Linked DNA regions of Mus musculus: region 1 is linked to region 2. Evidence: chromatin loops called from intact Hi-C (ENCODE). Cell type or tissue: gastrocnemius. All regions are shown on one strand. Each heading gives the region's core, and the rest is flanking DNA. Links, peaks and the distances in the headings are about the cores only.

Evidence for each region. Hi-C counts contacts between places; a loop is a spot of excess contacts. Peaks named below come from ENCODE experiments on the same cell type or tissue, not always from the same donor. Only the 100,000 strongest peaks of a DNase experiment are listed, where the experiment ranks them.
Region 1: a loop joins it to region 2, with 2.0 times the contacts of the local background. A loop is called at or near these places in 1 of 42 quality-filtered maps.

What each region holds. Positions count from the first base shown.
Region 1 is chrX:48,254,175-48,258,565 of GRCm38, forward strand. Utp14a (UTP14A small subunit processome component) reads left to right here and starts at 2,760. Exons shown (of 15, transcript NM_028276.1): 1 at 2,760-2,794; 2 at 4,166-4,241. The coding sequence starts at 2,769. Gm39511 (a long non-coding RNA gene) reads right to left here and starts at 2,618. Exons shown (of 3, transcript XR_882302.1): 1 at 2,562-2,618; 2 at 359-443; 3 at 162-236. In gastrocnemius, for the core only: no CTCF peak of the experiment used is centred there; DNase peaks (open chromatin) are centred at 1,850, 2,616 and 3,068; H3K4me3 peaks cover 2,300 bases; H3K27ac peaks cover 1,844 bases.
Region 2 is chrX:48,122,312-48,126,702 of GRCm38, forward strand. It overlaps Xpnpep2 (X-prolyl aminopeptidase (aminopeptidase P) 2, membrane-bound), which reads left to right. Exons shown (of 21, transcript NM_133213.2): 9 at 218-299; 10 at 577-772; 11 at 1,528-1,617; 12 at 2,305-2,414; 13 at 3,034-3,111. Among named protein-coding and RNA genes, the nearest start is that of Xpnpep2, 16 kb to the left of the region's middle. In gastrocnemius, for the core only: a CTCF peak has its summit at 2,609; a DNase peak (open chromatin) is centred at 2,589; H3K4me3 peaks cover 422 bases; H3K27ac peaks cover 311 bases.

The DNA.
Region 1 (4,391 bases), core at 83-4,082, 130 kb after region 2:
CTTTGATGTATGACTGGCTACTCTGAGAGGTTTCCAATTATTTTACTGTTTCTTCTACATATTAATTTATTTAGTTCTCACAACTGCTCAATGTAGTATTATCCCTCTTTTTTGAGAAATGGTCTCCTGTAACTCAGGCTGACCACAAAACTCACTGTGTAGGCGAGGATGAGGTTCAACTCCTGGTCTCTTCTTTCTTCTACTAATACAGTCATTTTCCACTGATGCATACCTGGCTTTATTATCCAATTTTAAAGATTTAAAAAAAAACCCAAAGACACAGAGGGAATAAATGACTTAAGAATTACCAATCTTAGAGGAAAATAATGAGGTAAAGGTGCTTGCCTCCAAGACTGACCTGAGTTTAGTCCCTGAAACCTATATGGGAGCTGACTCCCACAAACTGTCTTCTGACTTCTATACACAGCATGCCATGTGTACCCCTAAGAAACACAAAACAACTTTTTGAATATGTTAAAAGGTAATTATCAAGTTAATAATAATAAGAAGAACTATGTTTCAAACACATATAATCTGGCTTCAAAACTCATATTCAAAATGCTACAATGTTCCTTTTCTATAAGATTTCTGCAATACCACAGATCTGAAAGGGCAAGAATCTAAGTTAATAGAAAGGCAATCATGACAGAAAGGTGGGGAGGTATTTGATAGAGTCAGGATGTAAAAGAGGTGGGGAATAGCTGAGGAATGGTGAGTCTAAGATGACTCTCATATATCTAACTTGATTGGATGATTTATTGATCAATTACAGAAACAAAGAATACAAGAGAACTCTGGTGGAAAAGGTCATCTCTGTTGTACTTGTGGGAACAAAGAAGGCACCCAGAGATAGTAATCTATAGTTTAAGAAAGACATATAAGCTAGAAGTGTAGATTTTCAAGTTCATATATCAGTTTTAAAAGCAATTTGCCCCAGGGAGAACATAGGGAACAAACATAGAGGGCCAAGAGTAAGCTTCTAGGGAATAGCATCACTTAGGGCATAAGTTTATTAGAAGCACACAACAAAGAAAATGGAAGAAGAGCCGGGTGTGGTGGCGCACACATTTAATCCCAGTACTCGGGAGGCAGAGGCAGGCGGATTTCTGAGTTCGAGGCCAGCCTGGTCTACAAAGTGAGTGCCAGGACAGCCAGGGCTACACAGAGAAACCCTGTCTTGAAAAACAAAAAAACAAAAAACAAAACAAAAAAAACAAAAAAGAAAGAAAGAAAATGGAAGAAGATGGTCATAGAGCTACCATCATAGAGGATACCAGGAGAGAGCAGTCAGGGAACTCTGGGCTAGAGTTTTAGCAACATTTAAAATTGACTGGGAGGGGAGCAGTGAGCAGGATGTAAAGTAAAAATAAATAATTTTTAAAAAATTGTCCTTAAGCCCACTGGAAAATTGTGTCTATGAAACCATAGAAAATATCTGCTTTGTTCAACAATGTATCAATAACTCCTAAAAACCTGGCACATAGTCAATGATTAAAAAAATTTTACTGAATGAATAATGAAAAACAAAAACAACTATCAAATCCCATATTCAATTCTGGGACCACAAAGACTAGAAAGTATTATTTTATTTAAGAATTTTAGAGCATTGCCGATTACCATAAGAAATTTCAGTGCAACCGTTGGAGAAAACAAAATGGAAATGACCTAAAAGAAATGGCAATAATGTTTTTATGCAAGAAGTCTCAGGCTGGTCAAAAGCATTTGACACCCTCCCCCCAACCCTGACAACCTAAATTTAATCCCCTGCAGCCAGATGGTGAAAGGAATTCCTACAGGTTGTCCTGATTTCCGCGTGTGCAATGGCATGCGTACACACGCGCGCGCACACACACACGCGCACGCACACGCAAATGCACTCACACACATAGATAGGTTTATTATTTACAAATTATGCCAGACGTGGTACCACAAAAGCATGTAATCTCAGCAGGTCGGGTGCTAAAGCAAGAGGATCACCAATTTAAGGCTAGCCTGTCTCAAACAAGAAAAAAAAAAAAAAAAAAAAAAAAGCAAGAGTTGAGAAACTGCAGCCTCATGCCTGTGCTGCAAGCAGTTTACTAGTGAGCTATGGACCGGATAAAATAAGATTGTGTGTGCGTGCATGTGTGTATGGGTCCTACTATGTTGCACCGGATGGAGCAAGAAGAGATCTTTCTGCCTCATAACACATTCTCGAGTGACATTTTCTTGTATAGGAAAAGGGGACAATGAGCTGTAATCACAGGTACACCGGCTCAAAAAGAATTTCTCTTCAGATGGATAGAAACTTGCTACGTTCCCGTCCCCTTGATCTGGCAGGAGTCCAACACAGTCTGGGGCTGGCCAGTCCAGAGCTGTGCGACAGAGTCCAACGGGGCCTGGCCCTGGAGGCTTTGTTTTGGTTTGATTGGTTTTGGTTTTAGCTCCGTCCCTGACAGCGCAGCACCCTCGCCCTCACCACACTAATCTCGGACCGCAAGAAAACCGAATGCCAGGGAACCAATACCGCCAACCTAAATAAAAACCTCTCAGAAGAATGGGGACCGGCAAGTCCCACCCACCGGCAGTGCGGACCAACTGGCAGGCAGCCGGCTTTTCCATCGACCAATCCTGGAGCGCCTACAATACTTTGCAAGCCTCCCCCTGGGCGGAAATGACGCGCGTTGTCGCGCGTGATTAGCGGAAGCAAAATTTGCTTTGCGGCAGGCAAGGAGCTTGCTCTCTCTTTGGTTTCCGTTCCTGACCCATGTGAGTTACCGGCGACAGCGATGAACTCTATCAAAGCTACGAAGGGGTAAGACGTAAAAGGGAAAGGAGATTCCCGGGTATTTTTGAGGGCTGAATTTCCTGTATTTAGGGAAGTGGAAGCCGAACTGCTGTTTGTTAGAGATTCGCCTCCCCAAACCCTGCCAGTAGTTAATGTATCGGCTAGGAATCCTAAAGTCCCTTAATTTAAATTGGCTTTGCTCCTCAGTTTCTCGGCTCTTAAGTTGCATCGCTGTTAGGTCTGATGGTCGTCCGACTCTTGGCAAAGTTACTATTGATTTCCCTTTATTTGTCACGTGCGCATTTTCTGCCTCTGCCACGCGCAACATGCGCCGTCTGTGAGAGTGCCAAGTTGTGCCAGACCTAACAGGTATTTCATGTTACCCCTCAACGTTAGAAAAATCTAAATGTAGTCGCTTTGGTAATGTTTGCTTAGTAAATACCGAGATCCACTGTTAAGTAATAGTAGGTTTTTCCTAAATTCTAATCACCTTAAACACCCATTTATACAGTTGGTTTCAACCATTACCCTACGTCCTCAGTTATGCGAACAAATTATCAAGATTACATTTTTAATAAGTTGCACTTAATCAAGGCACCTGACCGGTGGGAGATCCATAGAAGCATTAATAGAATGTTTTCGAATGTTTAAAAGGTTTCCCAGTTGGTGGCGGCACACGCCTTTAATCTCAGCACTTGGGAGGTAAAAGCAAGCCAATCTCCAAGTGTGAGGTCAGGCTGGTCTACAAAGCGAGTTCCAGGACAGCTAAGGTTACACCGAACAACTCTTGTCTCAAAAAATAAAATAAAATACACGTTTAAATAGTTAATAGGAAACTGCCTTTGCCTCAAAAGACAGCAGTAGCGTCAGTGGGAAATTGAAGCATAGTAAGTAACAGAAGTGCAGGGTCAGCCACTAACCAGTGTTGTCTTTCCCATGCCGATATTGTCATCTTGGAAGTGATGCCTGACCCCCTTCTAAAAACACTTTAACTAATTACCTTCTGTTTTGTTTTTTTGCACCTCTTCTCAGATAAGAATACTCAGAACTGAGCAAACAGATATTTGTTTAGATCAATAGTTCTCCACCTTCCTAGTGCTGCTCAACCCTTTACTACAGTTCCTCATGTTCTGGGGTTCATGACCACCTCCCAAAACATAAACCATAAAATTACTTTCCTTGCTTCTTCATAACTGCACTTTTGCTACTGTTATGAATTGTAACATGAATAATGTCTGAAATGCGGGATATCTGACACATGACCCATGGGAATGGACCTTTTGCCCCCCCCACACACACACACACCCCTGTGGGTTTTGACCCACAGGTTGAGAACTGCTGGTTTAAAAGAAGAGTTATTTCATGTGCTAATGTTTCTGTGTTGCCTTTTTAAAACAGCCTTCTGGCTTTGAGCCAGCAGGATGATCTAATGGATTTGACAAGCAACTACCCCTTGAGTGCCAGTGAAGATGAGGTAGGTGACAGCTGTTGAACGGATTCAAAATTAGGGTGAACAAAACACTCCTGGAGAGGAAAGGGGAATAAAAATGTGTGCGTGTAAAGAAGGTTACTAAAACTCTAACATATGCTATCTTTTTTTTTTTTTTTTTTTTCTGGTTTTCAA
Region 2 (4,391 bases), core at 235-4,234:
TACCCATACTGAGTGCTAAATGTCACCTATCTCTATTTTGGGTGGGGGGGATATCTATACCTCTCTTCAGCATCTCCATGATCTCCAAGATTAAGAAGCATTCAGAGGCTGCTGTCAGTAATAATCTTAAAGCCAAACTAAACAGTGGAACATAGGTGTTATAAATGATGGCCCCCATTCAGAACGGCCTCCAACAATCCCATCAATTCTTTTCCAGGGCTCTTCAACCTTCGTAGCAGTGACATCCCCTATAACCCCTTCTTCTACTCCTATGCACTGCTCACGAACTCCTCCATCAGGTACAGCTTCTCCTTAGCTTACTGTTGTGAGTTTCCTCTCCTACCCTATCCTATACCACTGATGTCACAGCCTTCAGAGTACTCATAAATTTGGGTGCCCACCACTAGATGACCCCTTGACTTCTGGTCCCAGTGAACCCAAGTCTAATCCCCTGGTTCTCTATGTTGGCTTCCTGTGACCCTTTGGAATCAAAAGACTGGTATATACCTCCAATTCCATGTGTTCTCCTTAGTAGGCAAGCACTCAGGACCCTCCTGGTCTTCCCTCTCCATATAGGTTGTTTGTCAACAAGAGTCGCTTTAGCCTTGAGACCTTGCAGTACCTGAATACAAACTGCACATTACCCATGTGTGTGCAACTTGAGGACTACAGTCAAGTTCGTGACAGTGTGAAGGCCTATGCCTCAGGCGATGTGAAAATCTTAATTGGGGTCAGCTATACCACCTATGGGGTCTATGAAGTGATACCCAAGGTAGGTTTGCCAGTCACTGGCCTCCTTCTGCTCCAGGCATAACAACTGACAAAATGGGACCCCTCCTCTATTGGGCCAACTTGTCAGGCAGCTAATGTACACTGTGTACCCGTGTAGACCTCATTGATGGGAGACTGAGGAGAAGGAGGAAGAAGAGGAGAAGGAGGAAGAGGAGGAGGAGGAGGCAGCAGGGGTGTCTGTCCACGGGGCCTGTGGGCAACTTTTTTGAGGAAACTAGACAAAATATAGCCTGGTCTAGAAGAAGCTTTAGAACCATCTGAACCCGATTCTGATCTGAGCTCTTTTTCTAAAGGGTCGTGCAGTGACCTTGGACAAGTAGCTCAGTCAGTCTAGATCTCTGTTTCTTTAAAATGGTAATGAAGTTGAACACTTACAGGAGTGTTGCAGACTTCAAGGATATAGCACTTGTGAAGTCTGTTGGCTGACAAAGTATATGCCTGGGGGCTGGTAACCTCTCTGATATGTATAAGAAACTTTGACTGCTAGAACAACCTGTGGACTCTAGCATGCCAGGCCTGACTGCTGGTACCAGGACAGTGCTCACCAAGGAAACCCATAGGCAGAAAAGTAGGAAAGTCCTGCCTATCCAGAAAATAGCCAAAGGAGAGGGCCTGGTCAAAGAGATCAGCAAGTCTTACAGTCTCGCCCCAGTGGGACTTGCTCTATGTCCTTTGTAAGCACTGCTTATCTTGGACAGTGCATCTAGTGCATCTTTCGGTCCCTGTTCTCAACAGGAGAAACTCGTGACAGACACCTACTCCCCAGTGATGTTAATCAAGGCTGTGAAGAACAGCAAGGAGCAGGCCCTTTTGAAGAGCAGCCACGTAAGTCCATATGGCCCTTTGGGAGGTCTGCTTCATGGGTTAGCCTCCTAGACAGAAAATGCTTAAGGAAGACTCTAAAAAAAAAAAGCAAGAAACAACAAATATCTCTATATTTATATAGATATGTAGATATCACATGTGGTGATTGCATTGCTTTGAACACTGCCTGTATTAAATAAGTGTTAGATGTAACAATTTCCTGCCTGGCAAGAGGATGACTCACTTTTTAGACATTAGGATAAAATATTTTTTTCTTAAAAAAATAATAATAACATACACTACAGAACAGAAAATATCCTAAGATTCCCTGTCACCATTACCCAGCTTCAATAATCAAGTCTTGCCCAAAGCTGTTTCATCTGTAACACCACCCACACCCCACCCACACCCCCGAGCATGACCCTCCTGTCCCACCCCTTGCTGCTGGATTATTTTAAAGCGTATCCCACATATTCTATCATTTCAACTGTCACTGCTTCAGTGAGTATTTCTAAAGATAAGAAGGCTTTTAAAAACATGAGCACACTCTGATTAGATATAAACATTAATGAGAATCCTTTTGCTATCCAGTAGCCAGTAAAATTGTCATGTTTTTAAAGCACTCAGTTGCAGGGCAGCTATCTGATCGTCTTCCCTAAGCGAGGAGGCTGCCATTTCGGCCAGCCTTAGTCACTCTTCCGGCTTCAGGTGCGGGACGCTGTGGCTGTGATCCAGTACTTGGTCTGGTTGGAGAAGAACGTGCCCAAAGGCACGGTGGATGAGTTTTCTGGGGCAGAATACATTGATGAGTTACGACGGTACTGGACTTATTATCTTTTGGTGCGGGGGTGGGGAAGTGAGGAGTAATTAGTCCCCTTAGGAAGAATAAAGATCATGCTTGTATTTGGAAGTGAGATTGACAGGTTCGTGGGTGGTCTGGGAGCGGTGCTTGGGGTGTTGGAGGATATTCTCCAGCCCTGCTGAAAGTGGGGACAACCCAACAGCACCCCCTAGCGAACGCCTCAGACACAGCTCCTTCTCCCTGGGAAAGGCCTGCTTAGGCCAGGGGGCCCCTGGGACTCTTAGGAGCTTCCAGTAGAAAGAAGGCTTCTTGAGGCAGCTTGCATAGCATCTATGTTTGAGGTGCAAGACATAGCACATGGGTGGGATGTTTCTCAGATACAGGGAATTGCCTTTCTTCTCTCCCGTAAGGAAAGTAGAGGCAAAGGTCAAGAATTGGTGTCCATAATCTATCCTTCTCTGTGCATGAGTGTTCTCTGTATATGTGACAGGACAAAGCTGGCAGAGGTGGGGCAGGGAGAGGTAAATGGAGTCAGGTTGGGGTGAAGGCAGCTGGGCATTTGCTGTGCGACATATCCTAGTCACAGCCTAGTCCGTGCGCCATTCTCTGCCCATTCCTTACCTTGCCTTGCCTAGGAATGAAAACTTCTCCTCTGGACCCAGTTTTGAAACCATCTCTGCTAGTGGCCTGAATGCCGCCCTGGCCCATTACAGGTACTTCAGAACAAAGAAGTTTCTACAGTGCTTGTGACCAGGGGTCATGGTTGTGAGTAGAGGGGACCTGGGTTGGGAAGGGAATGTTCTGAGCTTTGAGTCAACATTTAAGGTTTGGGGCCTTCAGGACTGTGGGTAGTCAAGGGAGGGACTCCTTTGCCATTCGAAATCTCCTTGAAATTAATAGGTCTGAGAATGGCTTTTGTTCCCAAAAAGCAGGGATTTGGGGAGTGCTTGAGTGCTTCTGGGGTCTTTAGGGTTCAAGGAAAGCACAGTTTCTGTTAGAAACTCTTTCTGTGAAATTTTTATGGTTGTTTTTTTTTTCAGAAATAGTTTTATTGACTTGGGTTTTTGTTTTTGTTTTGTTTTTCGTTTTTTTGTTTTTTTTTTTTTTTTGGTTGGTGGTTTTTTGGAGGGTTTTGTTGTTGGTAGTGGTGGTGGTGTTTGTTTTTGTTTTTGTTTTTGAGACAATGTTTCATGTAGCCCAGGCTAGTCTCAAACTCATTACATAGTCAAGATTGGGTTTCCTAATCTTCCTGACTAAGGTTTCTTAAGTGCTGGGATTAAATGTGTGCACCACCACAGCTAGCTTGAGATGGGGTTTGCTTCATAACTCAGTCAGGCTAGCAATTTGTGATTTCAGGCATGAGTACAATCACACAAAACCCCACAGAGAAAAGGCCTGTCTATTCAGCTTCTGTCAACTATAGTGAGTGCAAAATATAAGATAGTCAAATACTTGGTCTCACAGAAAACAAACCATGGTAGGCCTGCCTGATAAAATTTGGAGGACCAAATTAACCAAATGCATCAAGTTGGCCTGGACTTGACAAAAGAGGAGTCAGAGGCCCTCCAGAGAAAGACCTGGCATGTCTAAGAGTTCGCCCTCCCTGACCCCTCCCCAACCCTTGCCCATGGAAGCTCGAGAGTGGTAGAGCTGATATACCTTAGTCCCCTAAAATATTGTTGTCCAGTCCTATTTTTAAAGTCCCCTCTCTTCCTATGCACTAGCTCCTTGGGGCCCTCTTGGATGTATCAAGAACTTACAGAGAAAGAGAGTTCAGGCCCAGAACCTCTTTGCTTTGCTGTGTACCTCGTGCAAGCCTCTTGCCTCTGTGGGTTTGTTCTTATTCGAGGAGAGATGGCCAAACCAAGTAGCCTCTGAAACTCTTAGCTCCTCTTTCCAAGGACCAAGGTCCTGCTTAGCCATATGCAGGATAAACAGAAGTGTACTAAGACAGCAGCTGCAGCTGCTGTCAGAGCCAAGTGCTTCCCAGGAT